2 separate regions of the Mus musculus genome follow, and region 2 is linked to region 1. Evidence: chromatin loops called from intact Hi-C (ENCODE). Cell type or tissue: gastrocnemius. All regions are shown on one strand.

Region 1 (8,000 bases):
TATGTTCAATGCAAGAGAGATGAATGCAAAGACTATTCCATTAAGGCTAAGAATATTCCATTAACAGGGAAATGAGAACTTCAGAAAAGCAATGGAAACAAAGTCCAAAGCTGGCTAGAGAGATGCATGCCTGTAATCCTGATGAGACCATGAGTTTGAGGCTAGCCTGGCCTACACAGTGAGTTCTGTACCAGGATAGGCTCAAGAGTGAACATACAACAGAAATCCTGACTGTAACAGATTGAAAAGAAACAGGGATCAGGGAGCTCGAGCTTTGCAGAGAAGTTACAAAAGGGGCTGGAGGAAGCTAGAGGGAAAAGCAGAGTCAAAAGACATACACTTTTCTATTTCACTTTTATAAATAAATACCCAAATTGTTCATAGATTTAGACCAAGGAGTCTTCCAGCATGGCCTGAAGGTATAAAAGAGGAGAGCTGACTCAAGACTGGACACAGACATGTAGAGCTGCGGCAGCATGGTGTGATCGTGGTTGTGACATGAGGTTAGTGCTATGAATCTGGAGAAGTGCTAGGAGGACCGGGCATGAAGGTGGGCACGCATTTGAGAATGCGAAGCCTACTGTCTCTGGTTTCTTTATGAAGCAGTCCTACAGAGACCTGGACAGAGTTATGAAAAGGTGAGAGGAAAACGGAGAAAATGTAACCAGGTAATACAAAAAGTGCCAATTTCTAAAGTGTATTATTCTACCAGAGTGATTCCCTTGAAGGAGATAATGATTCATATTTATCAAGCACAAGTCAGAGACACACGGCAGGCCATTCTCACTCCTCCTAGTTAAGCCTCATAACTCATCATAACAACTCAGAAGAGTGATTTGAGAATTAAAACAGCAAAAAGATGGATTTTCAAAAGAAGTATCACTAAATTCTTGCTGTCATGTCTAGTAGTAGCATTTCATTTGATATTTGTACATACAAGTGTACTTACATTCATTTTCATTTATGGTACCACCTTTTAACTCCTGTGAAATTATCTTTTTACCTCAATAAATTACCTGAGATATGTTGTATAAAGCATTTTGAACAACTTAAAAAATGAACAATAGCCAAAGGAAATTAATGTTATGTTCCCATAATTTTATGTTCAATTAATTATCTGCTTGTAGTCTAAGTCATTTGAAATTTACATTAAATATTAATGCTCTACCTAACTTCAAAGATGTTAACATACTGACCAACAGATATAATTCTTGACATAAATTGCCTGTTGAAAAGCTAAAACACAGTGAGTATTTTGGGACTATAAGAAAGTTATTTCAAAATTGACTATTAGTAACAAATATGTGAGTGATAGATACTTATAGGAAGCAAAGGTAAAACTGGCATCCAAAATTATAATTCACATTATTTTCCTGAGGTATTATCATTTTAAATAATAAAGACTTCCTGGCACTAACAGTAGAGCAATGTAAGTACCAATTTTTAATTATCATATTTTGGAATATACAAAAATTGGCTATAGTAAAATCTTTTCTTACGATATACTACATACCTATTATACCAATTGAACAAGAGCCAGTTGAGTCCTTCTAGTTGATATTCCCTGAGTTGATTGCCATTTTTATATTCCCTGGATTGCTCTATTTTCTTCCAAATGTTAGAGGGAGGACGGTCCTTTGTGAACAAAAAATAAAGTGAATGATGCCCTTCAGATGCGGATCTTCCATACAACTACTCATGGCAAGCAGCCTCGCTTCTAAAAGAACCTAGAAGCTGAAGCACACAGTATGTGATGAAATTTTACCTAATATTTAAAACTCAAGTTAATTCTGTTTAAACTCCTCCAGAGAATGTAACAGTAAGGCTCACAATGCAACTCATTGTGAAGCCCTGATGCTAAACAGGTGCTATGACAGAAAAAGGAACCCACGCCCATCTTCTTCATGGACAGGTATTTAAATGTTCTTAGCAGGATTTTCACTACATGGACAAAGTTTAAAAAGGGACACATTATAAGTAGGTTTTTTACAAGGAATAGTCATGTAGGCTTAAAGTTTTAAATTAAACAGATTACAAAAACAAAAGGAAATAAAGAGAATTTTAGAAGGTATAGAAAAAGGCACCTGAAAAAAAGAGAATATTCTTTTGTAACAAACTATTATCAACACTGCATTGCAGGCTCAAGGAAGTATCATCAAGCAAGGAAAAGAAAAATGTCATCCAGATGGGACTCACAGAATGTTGACTAGCTGGCCCACAGACAGTTCTGTGACTGCTTCCAAGGCCTAGGAAAGTCAGTAAGGGCTCCCTCACAAGGCTGCACTGCCAACCTGTGCACATAGTACCTCAACTACCACATGTGTGAGCAGAGTGAGGAAGAATGCAGACTGCAGGAGAATAATGTGGACGGCTCCTGAGAAGGATTCTACTTTCATAATACAGGCAATGTAAGCATTAGTCCAGCCTTAGCTCCACTATTTATAATACAGACATTGCACAGTTAATTTATGTAATCCATACAATAAAAGCATTTTAAGTTCCTAAGAGGAAATAAAGCGTAGTATGGAAACAGATGAATTGTATACTTATGAGTAATAACCTGCTTAGAGAAAACATAGGCTTGGTTTGAATTTTTCATACAATGGCGATTTAGGAATGTTAGAGAAGTTGAGAGTAAAATTTATATGAATGATCTGAAAGAGACAACAGGAGACAAACTCAGACAGGGACAACTGGGAGGTTCGTTTCATTTTGTTTGTTTTCCAAGACAGAGTTTCTCTGTGTGGCCGTGTCTGTTTGGGAAGTCATTCTGTAGGCCAGGCTGTCCCTGAATTCAGAGATCTACTTGCCTCTGCCTCCCAAATGCTAAGACTAAAGGTTCCACACCACCCAGTCATGGTGAATTGTTAACTGGAACATATCAGTGAGAGTGGGATTTATAAAGAGCTACTTAATGCAATCTTAAGTATATACAATTACTCAGATAAATTAATTTCGAATCTCTCAAAAACTATGCAAGGACTTAATATTTAGTGAAGCATTATATAGAATAGAAAAAAACAGGACTATGTGGCAATAGAGAAAAGCTAAATTAGTTACATGGGATATTATGTAGCAATTTAAAAGAATACTATATCAGTTGTACACCAAGGACTATATTAACTTAAATTCATGACCGTGGATCTAAGAAATATATGTGCATGCTTAGATGCAAAAAGCCTTGGTTGTGAATGCATATATGCCACAAACACAAAGACAAAGATAACCTTAAACCTGCTAAAATCCAAGGTACTAAGACCTTAAGAGTTGTTTACGAAGGGCTCTCACCAAGTGTCTTGTGTCAGGCCGTGAAGCTTGCAGTTGTTCAAACTCTTCAATTTTTGCAAGATCTACATCTTCTTTTAATTCCCAGGTGCTATCTTCATATGGCAGTGAGCACCACTTTACCAAGTAGTAAATAACAGACTAAAAGAGAAATTGTTTTTCATTTTCCCACTTGGAAAGAAGTAAATAGTTCAATTAGAAAATGTTTATAAAATAGCTTGAAACTAAAAACAAGTGAAACATTTTTTAAAAGCTTTTATGAGTATGTTGGGGTGCCTGCATGTGCATATGTGTACCACGTGCCTGCCAGCAGGTGCCTCCAGGTGTCAGAAGAGGCGCCAGATGCCTTGTCACTGGAGGCAGGCAGCACTGAGGCACTACATGTGCTGGGAACTGACCCGGCCTTTTAAAACGAGGCTTAGGCCTTAGAGTTTGTTTTGTTTTGTTTTGTTTTGTTTGTTTGTTTAACAAGTGTACTAGGTTTGAGTATTTAGACATTTTTAAGGCATTTCTTAGAAAAAAATTATATTTCCTCCCTATAACTTGAGCTACAGATGCTATTGGCTGCTGTGTGGGTTCTGGGAACAGAACCAGGGTCCACTGCAAGAGCAATCAGTGCTCTTACCTACCAGTTTTATTTCCAAGCCTTAGAACCATTCTCCCAATTTTTATTTATTTTAATGTATATTTTGGCTACAGGAATGTCTGTGTACCATGTGTGCGCCTGGTGCCCTTGGCAGCCAGAAGAAAGTGTAAGATCCCCTGAACCTGGAGTTACAGACAGTGAGAGCCACAACTGCCACGTGGGTGCTGGGAATTGAACTCCATCCCCTTAGAGACTAATTTTACTAAGTAATTACCTCACCAGTATCTTTATCTTCACAAAAAGAAACTTCCAATATTCTGTCTACTTCAACGTAGTCAGGGTTAAAGGGTTCTTCTTCCATCTAAAATTAAAAAGCAAATTTCATGGTATCTTATCTGACAAAAAATGGAAAGACATAAATAAAAACAAATACATCTGTTAACTGCAATTACATGTACAATATACAAATTCTTCCAATTTTATTTCCAAAAGCTATAAAGGATATTATGAACCACCATGTTGTAAGTAATACAAGCAAACTAATAGAACTTAAAATACTGTATTCCTGATAGGTAACCTACTCTAGCAGATTTGTTTAAAGCTCTAAATGCAACCTATGCATCTTGCCTTTGCAACTCTGTATGGTAGTTAGACATGGAGACCACGGACTCCACATGCTGTCCCCCTTGGCAGCTGTCATCCTGGTCATCCTTGTCACCTTCATGCATGGCCTGTCTTCCTATGCACTTGTCTGGCTGAGCACCAGCTAACTACGTAGGTACTTCACATTCAGACGCACTTGCCTTCTCTGCCACCTCTGAGCCTCCTACCTTCTCTAACTGGATAAATGGAAACCCTCACTCTCCCTGCTCCACACTGAGTTACCAAAACAGAAGTGATGTGAGATTTCTTTTCCTTCCTTAACCCTGTGATACCTAATAAAGCAGCAATTTGGAGCCAAGCATAGTGGCGCATGCCTTTTATCCTGTTCCTTTCGGGGTGGGGTAAGGTAGATGGATCTCTCAGTTCAAGGCCAGCTTGGTCCAGTTAGAGAGTTCCAGGACAGCCAGGACTACACAGAGAAACCTGTCTCAAAACAAACAAAACAGGGGGCTAGAGAGATGGCTCAGTGGTTAAGGGCACTGTCTGCTCTTCCAGAGGTCCTGAGTTCAATTCCCAGCACCCACATGGCTGCTCACAACTGTCGGGTACTCCAGTTCTAGGGGATCTAACACCCTCACACAGACACACATACAGGCAAAATACCAATGCTCATAAAATAAATAAATAAAGATTAAAAGTAAATCAATCAACAAATCAGCAATTTGTACAATCTGTGTGAGACTGCATCTGTGTGTGTGTAGACATGTACATACATGTGTAATATAAAAAACTGTTTTTTACTATAGTGCCCAAACTGAGTTTAAACTCATGATTGTCTTAAAATAACAGACATTACTGTTATGTGCCAGTGTGTTGGGTTTGATATAAATTCAGTGTATGTGCGTGTGGTGCTGAGACATGCAGTACACACACTCTACCACTGAACTGTATGGATTGCCCTCACTCTCGCCTTCTGCTTTTTATTTATTTATTTTTGGACACAGGGTTTCCCCGTGTAACCCTGGTTGTCCTGGAACTTTCTCTGTAGACCAGGCTGGCCTCAAACTCAGAGATCCCCCTGCCTCTGCCTCCTGAGTGCTGGGACTAAAGGTGTGTGCTACCATCACATGGGTATAGTCTCTCCTTAAAAGCTAATTTAAATTGGGACCAGTCTCACTTATATACATCCTTTAAAGATTTATTGATTGTCCTTTGTATGCCTGAGTCTTTTGCCTGCATATACTTATATTTATATGCACTATGTGCACGCCTGGTGTCTGCAGGTACAGAGGAGGGGGTCGGATCCCAAAAACTTGAGCTAAGGATAGTTGTGAAATCATGTGGGTTCCAGAACTTGTTCTTCTGCAAGAACAACAAGTGCTCTTAATAAATGAGCCATCTCTCCAGCCCCTGAGGTGGATACCAATGCCACAATCCCTTCTACGGAGTCCCTGAACTACTGCCTCGAATTCTTAAAATAGTGTTTTTATTGTCCCCAATGTACTTAATCTTTCTCAAGGACAAACTTCACAGATCACCCCGTTGCTTAAAGTCCTTCCCTCACTCTTCCTATTTGTGGGTGAAGTCCATATTTGCTTGAAGTCCTTCCCTCACTCTTCCTATTTGTGGGTGAAGTCCATATTTGCTTGAAGTCCTCCCCTCACTCCTCCATATTTGCTTTCGAGGAAGAACAGAATTCTCCCTTTTCGAGAAGCATCGTTTCCCGAAGCGTAACACAACCTTAACCGAGACTGCATGCTCCAGAAGGCAACACAGTATTTCCAGAGACCTGCAACACCCCGTATCCTGTCACAGCTTCATAATTTTACCCTCAGCTTCTCTCTGCTGCCTAGACTGCTGCTTTTTTCCCCTGCTTGAGCAATTCCTACACATCTTTGAAAGCCTGTTCTCCACAGCCAGCTTAGCTCTAATTGCCTATCAGTGGTATGATGTATGCTATGTCTTAATTTAATACCACACCACTATTGATACTGGATTTACCTGATAACAATGTGCATAACCCAACATTGGCATTCTCAGAATGAAATGAAAAGAAGAGGTGGTAACTATTTCTTGATGATAGATGGATCCATTTGACATGATTCATGATGTTTACATGTAACTAAAAATCAAATTGTGGACACAAAGTCCGTGCAATCTTTGTCAAATGTAGTTCAATGATAAAAAGAAATTTCAGGGCTTTAAAGAAAAAAAAATCACATAGGTCTTATTTATGATACACCTGAGTCAGGTGAGAAAAAATATCTTTGTAAAAACTGCAGTGATAGTCAAATACTCATAAGACAGGCAGTCAGGGGAATTTCCAACCTGAACAAGTCAGAGACTCTGGAGGAACAGGAAGAACTCCCAGCACCTGAAGTGTTACGTCTTCAGAGTAACCAATTGTTATACAATTTTAATAAGAGTGATATACCGAGGTACAGTGGCTAACATGAACTCCAGAACCCTCAAGGGTGAAGTCAAGACATGTGAGCGGCCTGCCTGGTCTACAGAGCAGGCGCCAAGTCAGCCAAGACTACACGGAACAGATGTGACAGGGACCAACTTTCACCACTAAGCAGCTGCCTTCTGGCCAGATATAACACGGAGCAAGAAGTTCCATACACAGTGAATACGATCCACGAAGAAGGAAGCACAGTCATTGCCCTGGCGTTTACAAGTCACGAATAACCGAGCGTGGTGGCACACCTTTGATCCCAGTACTCAGGAGGCAGAGGCAGGCATAACCTGGTCTACAAAGTGAGTTCCAAGACAGCCAGGGGTACATAGAGAAACTCTGTCTTGAAAAGCAAAAAACAAAAAACAAAAAAAAGAAAAGAAAAAAAAGAAAAATATGGAAAAGATACAAAGTGGAAAAACAGACCCAAATTAAAGGAAACATAACAACTAAAAGTAACACACAACGTTGAGCTCTGGTACATTTCTGATATAAAAATTCTGGTACAATGATTTCTGAAAAACAAATAAGGCCTATTGGTAAAATAATAATTGTACTATGGTTATGTAAGAGACCAAGTACTATAAATATATGTTAGAAAAAAAATTATATGTATGATATTTAAAAAGTTGAGACAATGGCTAGAATTAAAGTAAATAGGGTAAATATGAAAAAAAATCTAGTTAAAATGTGAAAATTTGTTGTGATATTTTAATAACTATCTTGCTCAAGTAAAAGTTTAAACTGAAACAAAATTAAAAAAGAAAAAAAGCCACAAAACTACAAGGTAGTGGTCTGCAAACGGGCAGGGTGACCGCACCAAGGTCAGGGCTATCCTGATCCACTCATAATCCAGTGAGTTATGAGTGAGCTCCAGGCTAGCTGGGGCAGCATAGTGAAGCCTGACCAAAAATAAGTACATCAAAGATACGGGAAAAAATTAGAAAAGGACATGAGGCTGTTCAGTGAGGCCTAGACATGAACAAACCCTTTTCAATGCTATACACTTACACCAAAGTTCATGACAAATAAGGGATATGTTTCATATTCTAAAAATTATGTCTCCCA
Region 2 (8,000 bases), 51 kb before region 1:
ATTGTTTTCAAAATGCTATGATTTAGCATGCAGACAAAGGAAGGGCAAAGCTAAGTCTATAGTGCTTTCAGAGGTAGAACTCCAATCTTTGAGAAAAGAAACAAAACAGATCAGGGAAAATGTACTTCCAAATTAAAAGATATTTTTTCCCTGAAACTTAGACCTGCCTGGCATAGGGCTATCTGAAGTGGAAGAAGTCTTGTCTTGAAAGGGTCTGTGGAAACTGAAGAGACTAGTCAGAAATAATCATGTCTGCTTGGAGCATTTTAAAGTGTGCCCCTACACACACACACACACACACACACTCTCTCTCTCTCTCTCTCTCTCTTTCTCTCTTTCTCTCTTTGGTTTTTTGAGACAGGGTTTCCCAGTATAGCCCTTGGCTGGCCTGGAACTCACTTTGTAGACCAGACTGGCCTTGAACTCAGAAATCCACCTGCCTCTGCCTCCCGAGTGCAGGGACTAAAGGTGTGCGCCACCACCGCCTGGCTCCCCTGCACTCTCTTAAGTTTTAGTCTTTTACCAACAACCACTATCATGTGACTTAAATTACTGTTTGAAGCACAAAATATACCACCTTCCCAAAACTACTATAACTTTTATCTGTTAAAAGCTACTTGACAAGATGGTATCTCCATTCAAATACTTAAACTTCTCAAACTAACTGCTATAATTCAAAATGTCATACTAAAGTTCAACAAGGCTGGTGGTGCAGTTCAGAGGTAAAGTGACTGGCTAAGCATACATAAAAGTCCTGAGTGTGATCTCCAGAACACACACACACACACACACACACACACACACACACACACACACACACACACAGAGACAGAGGCGGGGGGGGGTAGATACGGATACAGATAGGCAGACAGGCAGGTAGACACACACACAGTCTGACAGACACAGACTGATAGACACATACGCACAGATACACACACATCATATACACATATTCTAGGAAATAATAATATTTAATATTATGCTGACTACTTTGTAGGTGTTAAATAGGTCCCCAACACTAAAGAGAAAATGAGTTTTTATGTCAAATGTGTATAAAAGAAAATTTGGAAATGGCAAGGAATATCTTGTTAATACCGAGTTCCCATTTGCACATTTACCTGACGCTGGCACAGCTTTGGGGAGGTTAACAAGGCTAGTCTCTGATGTGCTCTGAAGCTCCCGAAGGCGAGTGAGGTACTGCTGCTGACCCAGGGCGCCATCTTCACCATCAAATGGTCTTTTCTGGGCAAGCCCCTGCTTCTGAAATGTCAACTTCAAGCCACCTTCCTATTAAAACAAAATTCAGAACCATTATCAAGACAGAAAATGTTACCAAAAACCTTACTATAGGATATCAAGAAAGATATTTTACTTAGAAAGAGGAAGGCAAAGTCCCTGACACTCCTGAGGTTCTCCCATTCAATCCAATCAACAGGAAAAACACTCATCATTTTTATGACTACAAACCAACATTTTTCACGTGGGAAGCACATGACTGTAACATTTCCAGGGCAGACAGACATCGCTAGGCACGTTATTTATGGCACTTTTAGCGACATCACTCTTACACACACACACATATACTGGCATGACTCTTCCCTGTATGACATACGGTCTTCCCATGTGCCTCCCCCTCTCCCTGCGCCTTCCTAGCCTTAAAGGGCCAGTGTTACATGTCTGTCTTCCACACTAAAGCTCACCCATATTTTTGATAACAAATAATTAAACTTCAAAGATCATATTAAAAAAGCATTCCTAATAATGGGACACATTAAGTGTTTGAGAAAGTACGTACATTGATATACCACATAAATATTTTAAAATGCCAGAACAGAAATAGTCACACGCTTCAGGAAACACCTTGTGCAGAACCATTCTCAGGAGAGAGGCCTACTTAGTGATGAGCGCTTTAATGGGATGCTCACCCTGAACAGCCTAGCTACAGGAAGGAAGCACTGCAGTACCCTGAGACAAGGATGTGAAGGAAGGGAGGAAGGAAGGAAGGAAGGAAGAGTGAGAGCAGGCAGCCACTGCAGAAAAGCATGCTGCACACCGCAATCGCAACCAGGCCCTAGGGCAATAAAAATGCACATACGTCTTTGATTTTCACTGTAAACTCCTTTTCTCGTACATGCTTCTTCACCTTTGACATCTGTGCTGACTGCTCGTGCTCTTCTCTGACAGCAACGGCTGGGGGTGTGGGGACGCTGGGCTCGCCGCGTTCTGTAGCTGCTCCGGGGCTATCCAGCAGTTTGGTGGTATAGAAGGACGCCACCGTGTTAGCATCATAATGTCTTCTAGCTGACGGCCACTTCCCTTTCAGAACTGTCTGACAAATACTGTCCAGGCGGTTGATCATTACCCGGTCCTAGAAAAGCAGGGAACATCAAGGTACTCTTTAGTACTTAGGCCAGACCTTTGCAGACCAAATAACCTAAGAGCTTTGATGGTTTAAGCCAGGTATAACAGTGTGTGTAGTATGCTTATATATTCTCATATGTATTATAATTCTGTACATTATTTAAGTACAAATTCCCTTTGGTGAAGTTCAAAAGCATTATACCACAAAGATATATTTACTATTTTAATATTTTATTCCTTCAACGAAGTCTTACGCATTGTAGGCTGTCCTTGAAGTCACTAAACAGTCCAAGGGACCTCCCACTTGCTTGAATTATAGAAATGGAATATAAATGTGAACCACAATGGTTGGTTAAACCTGAGGCTCTGTGCATGTTAGCACGGTGCTCTATTAGTGGAGCTGCCTTTACAGATGCAGGGTACAAAAGTAACACGTAGGAATATAGAAAGAGAACAGGCTCGTCCATTTCTAAATTCTCAACCTCATTTCCAAAGGCGCCCTGTATTAGTCTAGTCACACATGGGGATTACAGTCATACAGCTGGAGCTGCTTGTACCCCAGAATGTACCTATTTAAAATGAGCTTTTTGGTAGGTTACAACTACAAACGGTATTTACCGTCCTTCATTCTAAACATTCTAAAGTTACACCGAGAAGCATACACATGTATGTATAACTCATTTAATAGGCAGTAATAATTTAACCTTTTGATGCAAACACCAAAATGTCATCATAAATTTATAGTGGCCAGGCTGGAGAGATGGCTCAGTGGTTAAGAGCACTGACTGCTCTTCCAAAGGTCCTGAGTTCAAATCCCAGCAACCACATGGTGGCTCACAGCTACCCATAGTGACATCTGATACCCTCTTCTGGTGCATCTGAAGACAGCTACAGTGTACTAATGAGTAATAATAAATAAATAAATCTTTAAAAAAATTTATAGTGGCCTATTTTTTCACCTAAGACTATCCACCATTAGGTCAGATGTGGTGGTCACACCTTTTATCCCAGATTGGCAGGGGCAGGGGCAGGGGGCAGACAGATGTCAGAGTAGAAGTTCAGTCTGACTCCCAGAGCCATACAGTAAGACCTGGTCTCAACAACAACAACAACAAAACAAACAAAATACAAAAGAATGTCTACCATCAAAGCTATTCAGGAGAGGAGAGGAGAGGAGAGGAGAGGAGAGGAGAGGAGAGGAGAGGAGAGGAGAGGAGAGGAGAGGAGAGAAAAGAAGACATGTCTCAGCAGTAACCTCTTCTTTTACCTTTGGCCAATATGAGGCTGCCAGCATATATCCACCTTGTAGCAGGTAAGCAGACTCTGGCGTTCCATTGTTTGCCTGGAAACTGTCCTGAGTTTCATCTTGGGTCGTGCTCAGTGATGCGACACTTTCCTCATCATAGGCTTTCCTGTGAGGCGTGCCTTCTAAGGACAATAGTTACAGTCACTCTTTAAATCTACATCAAACAATTTATGCATACTTTTACAATCCTATGTAATTTCTTCAATTCCCCACAAGTGTCCAAGTAAGATAACTCTTAGCATGCTTGATGTCAGAGCCCTGGGGAAGATGGGGCTCTTTAGGACTGCCAGAGCCATCCCTGCACAAGCTCGATGCTGACTCCTTTCCTTGTACCTGAACTGCTGTTGCAAAGGCACCCCAGAAAAAAGCCACCTGAGGCTACTCTGCTGAGGGGCGTAAGCTCTTCCTGTGCGTCCTTCTACAGACTGTAGGCGGCAGTATGGAGTATGGTACTCTTGTTTGTCTATTTAATCTAAGGTTCCTGGTGGTTGCTGTAAACATTATTTGCTCATAATAAACTTGTTCTGGGGAAAGCAGCAAATTTAAGGCAGTCATAAAGAAGGCAAGCCGTTACGCAAAACTTCAGACTCCCCTGTTCAACTAATCTACAGAACAGGATTATGTAAGGAACTCCAGTTTCCTCCTCAATTATGCTTTTCTAAGACAATTTATAAGCATAAAGTTTAAGCTTACAAAGTTAAGCATGCTTCAGTTATGTAAATCAAGTTCTCTACATTTTCACTTGAAAAGCGGTCATAAAGATAACAAATGTGTGCATGTACCTCGCTTCTGGACATCTTCTTCACTGTCACTTTCTTCTGATGATGATGAAGAAGATGAGGAGGAGGAGGAGGAAGATGAGGAGGAGGAGGAAGATGCCGAAGAACAAGATGAGGATGACGAAGAGCTAGAGCCTGACCGAGAGTGTGAGCAGGAGGAGGAGGAGGAGGAGGAGGAAGAGGATCTGGAAGAACACGATGAGCGCGCAGAGTCAGAGTCAGAATCAGAGCTGGACTGGGATCCTCTTTTGTGGACTCTCGGTTTCTTAGAAGCTGGGTTTGGAGTTAGGGGCTCTGTTCTGGCTGCAACCATGCGTCTGTCTGTTTCACTTTTCCCACCAGACTTCTGGTCTCCAGTAGCCTGTGATAAAACACCGTTCTTTGGACTTACAGGCTCAGATTTAACTCGTGTCCTTGTTTCCATAGAAGACATAGATTCTTCTTCAGAGGACTGGGGCTCTTCTGTGAGGCTTTCACTCTTAACTTTCATATCCTCTAGAAGAGTACCTTTAGCACCTAGCAGTCTAGGCAAAGAGGTAAGAGGAGAAGCAGAAAGTGCTACTTGGTATTGCTGTAAAAGTGGGGCAGAAGTCCTTGAGTGAGCCGCCTTACTCTGATTGTAGTTCCTCTGAGCTGCCATAAACGAGAGTTCAGGATCACGGAGAATGTGGTAGTCGGTCCGGCTGACCCCATGTTTGGCAGCACCAATGAGCAAATCCCTATCATGAGAGCCACACTCCCACCAGATAGGTAAGTCTGGATTTGGATGGCAAAGCTTCAAGCGTTCAAACAACTGTGGGTGACGAAGGGCCTGCTCCCGTACTTTTCTTAGAAGTTCAATGCGATATAAAGTTCTAGAAGCACGTTCCTCTGTGATTGGTTGAATAAAAATATTTGGATCGACCAATTCTATATTGAAACAAGGACCAAAATGTTAATCTCAAAAATGCTTTATGGAAGATTTAACACGCGATAACTTTAAAAGCCTCTACACAGTATCACTATAATTTCTAGGACCGTAAATGTAGAAATTGTTTTTAAAATTACTAAAATCATGAGACAAAATATCTATATTTTAAAATGAGTAACATGATCATTTCAGAAGTATATTGCCATAAATAGGAATTTGTTTTTAAGAACTTTTCTAACCTTACTTGTAAATACATCTAGTGATACCCAATAAACAAATGAAATCTGTTTATTAGAAACAAAATGTCTTTGTAACCTGTTACCTTATGCAAATTTCATAACGCATAAGGTAACTTAGGTTACAAAGACATTTTGTTTGTTTGTTTTTTAAACCAAGGTCTCTGTCTATATACCTGGCTGCCTGGAACTCACTGTGTAGACTAGGTTGGCTTTGAACTTAGAGATCCACCTGCCTCTGCCAACCCACATGTGCCATGCCACCATGCCTGGCAACAACAGGATTTTTAGATTTTTAACGTTTGTGGGAAACATGACACGAGTTACTAGGGAACAGAGTTCAGCTTCAGCATTAGATCACAGGACATTTGTTCTTGTGCAGTCCTACCTTTGGTTTTGGTTAATGGCTCTTGGAAGTCACTTACAAAGATAATGTGTTACTACACTAATGCAAGAACCAACCTGTAGAACTCATAATAAAAACATGTACAAAGTTTGAGCAAAAATAAAGTATTGGGTTTATAGTTTATAGGTTAATATATAAATGACTCTAAACGAGGAAGACTTCTTCCTTACAATGGAATTTCAGAGAGAATCTATTACTCACAAGATTGAGTATACAGAAAGCACTAAAAACAATAGATTAATTTTTTTATTATTTTTTATTCTATGCATCTAGATTTTTTTGCCTGCACTCACATGTGTGCAACTATGTGTGTGCTTGTTGCCTAAGGGGGCCAGGAGAGGTTGGTGAGTTTCCTGAAACTGGAGTTCCTGACGATTGTTGGCCTCCATGTGGGTGCTAGGAGTCAAATCGGAGTCCAACAAAGGAGTAGCCCATGCTCTCAACCACCGAGTCATCTTCCAAGCCCACAAACAGATTTTTTAAAGTTTGAGCAGAAATAGGATTTGTGAGATTCCAAGCTACTTATTAATTACATGGGAAACATAAAGTAGAGAAATACATCATAAACTACCTTGGCTTAGTGATCCATAGGAGTACCACCCTGACGGCACAAACCTTACAACATTATTGACATAGAACCTGCAACAAAGTGGGCATGGGGGCACACAGCTTTCATCCCAGCAGTGGGGATGCAGAGGGGGGTGCATCTCTGTGAGATGGAGGCTACAACACTGTGCCAATCAAGAACTTGTTTCAAAAAAGAAAAAAAGAAAAAAGAAAATGACACACTGTCCAATCCTATGAAAACTCAAATTGGAACAGAAGGAAAGATAGCAAAATGACTTAAGAGACTTAGGTCCTGTACAACAAGGAACAATGAGAATATCCAAGTACCACTTGGGGGTCTGAGAACACAGATGTCTGTCAGGGAAGCCAAGTGTGGGAGAGATGTCTGTCATCCCAGCCCTGAGAAAGAGGCAGGAGTACTGTGACCCATGGCAAGTTGAATTACAATTGGGGACAAGGCCACTTGAGCTATATGGCAAGACCTTGTCCCAGAACAAGCATCAATTTCCTCCCTCCTGAAATGTATAGGGGTAAAAAACAAATCAAAACAAAATAAACAAACAAACAAAAAAACAGGTAAAATTCGAATAGCTGAATCCAAGGATTCAGTGAGCATACTATTTGGGAGGTTGAACTGTATCTGTACTGAATATATACAATTGTTTTTCTTGCCATTATTTTCTAGGAACACAGAATAATAACTATTTATTTAGTACCTACACTATACATATGAATAAAGCAGATTGAAACTACCCTGAATTTCCTGACACTGGATAATCAAGAGATTTGCTTCATGATTTGGCAAACTGGCAATAAATCTGTTAGGAAATAAAAGCAGAACCACAAGCCCAGCCCTACCCTGCTTTTGTGTCCATCCAGTTCTGTGTCCTGTTTTTACCTGAAGCCCATCAGGCACATGGAGGCATGGCCAGCACTGGAGCACAGCGGACTGACCAGGGGCTACATCTTTAAAGAAAGCTCAATTGCTTAAAGCTCCTTAGCTAGGATGGGATGTTTGTCCATGCCCTCTCCGAGTTGGGGTTACATGCTGTAACGATTTAGAGACTTGAAAGACTGTAAGAGCCAGAGGCAGTGGATGGCTACAAGGGAGTAGTGTTTTCTTGAAACAGTACAATTCACTTTCTTTTTGGTTTTTGTTAGAGACAGGGCCTCTTCTCCATAGCCCTGACGGGCCTGAAACTTACTATGTAGACCAAACTGGCCTTGAACTCAAAGATCACCTGCCTCTGCCTCCTGATGCTAGAATTAAACAAGTTGTTTTCTTAATCTTTGGTGGGTGTCTTTACTCTTTATCTCACTGCAGCAATAGGGCCAAGGGACAGGAGTCTATCAGTATAATTTATTTACAGTTCTAAAAAGTTAGAATTTCTTAAATGTATTATTATTGTTTCTTTGATTTCTACAGGGGAAACCT

What was found. A loop is a pair of places that touch in the nucleus more often than their neighbours do. Peaks named below come from ENCODE experiments on the same cell type or tissue, not always from the same donor. Only the 100,000 strongest peaks of a DNase experiment are listed, where the experiment ranks them.
Region 2: it touches region 1 in a loop (2.4-fold over the local background); 10 of 42 quality-filtered maps call a loop at or near these places.

What each region holds. Positions count from the first base shown.
Region 1 is chr8:90,979,694-90,987,693 of GRCm38, reverse strand. Chd9 (chromodomain helicase DNA binding protein 9) reads right to left here. Exons shown (of 40, transcript NM_177224.2): 10 at 4,146-4,232; 11 at 3,289-3,426; 12 at 1,514-1,635. Among named protein-coding and RNA genes, the nearest start is that of Gm39221, 76 kb to the left of the region's middle. In gastrocnemius, no CTCF peak of the experiment used is centred here; a DNase peak (open chromatin) is centred at 4,599.
Region 2 is chr8:91,030,694-91,038,693 of GRCm38, reverse strand. Chd9 (chromodomain helicase DNA binding protein 9) reads right to left here. Exons shown (of 40, transcript NM_177224.2): 32 at 4,450-5,355; 33 at 3,629-3,789; 34 at 2,144-2,368; 35 at 1,119-1,287. Among named protein-coding and RNA genes, the nearest start is that of Gm39221, 25 kb to the left of the region's middle. In gastrocnemius, a CTCF peak has its summit at 4,100; no DNase peak of the experiment used is centred here.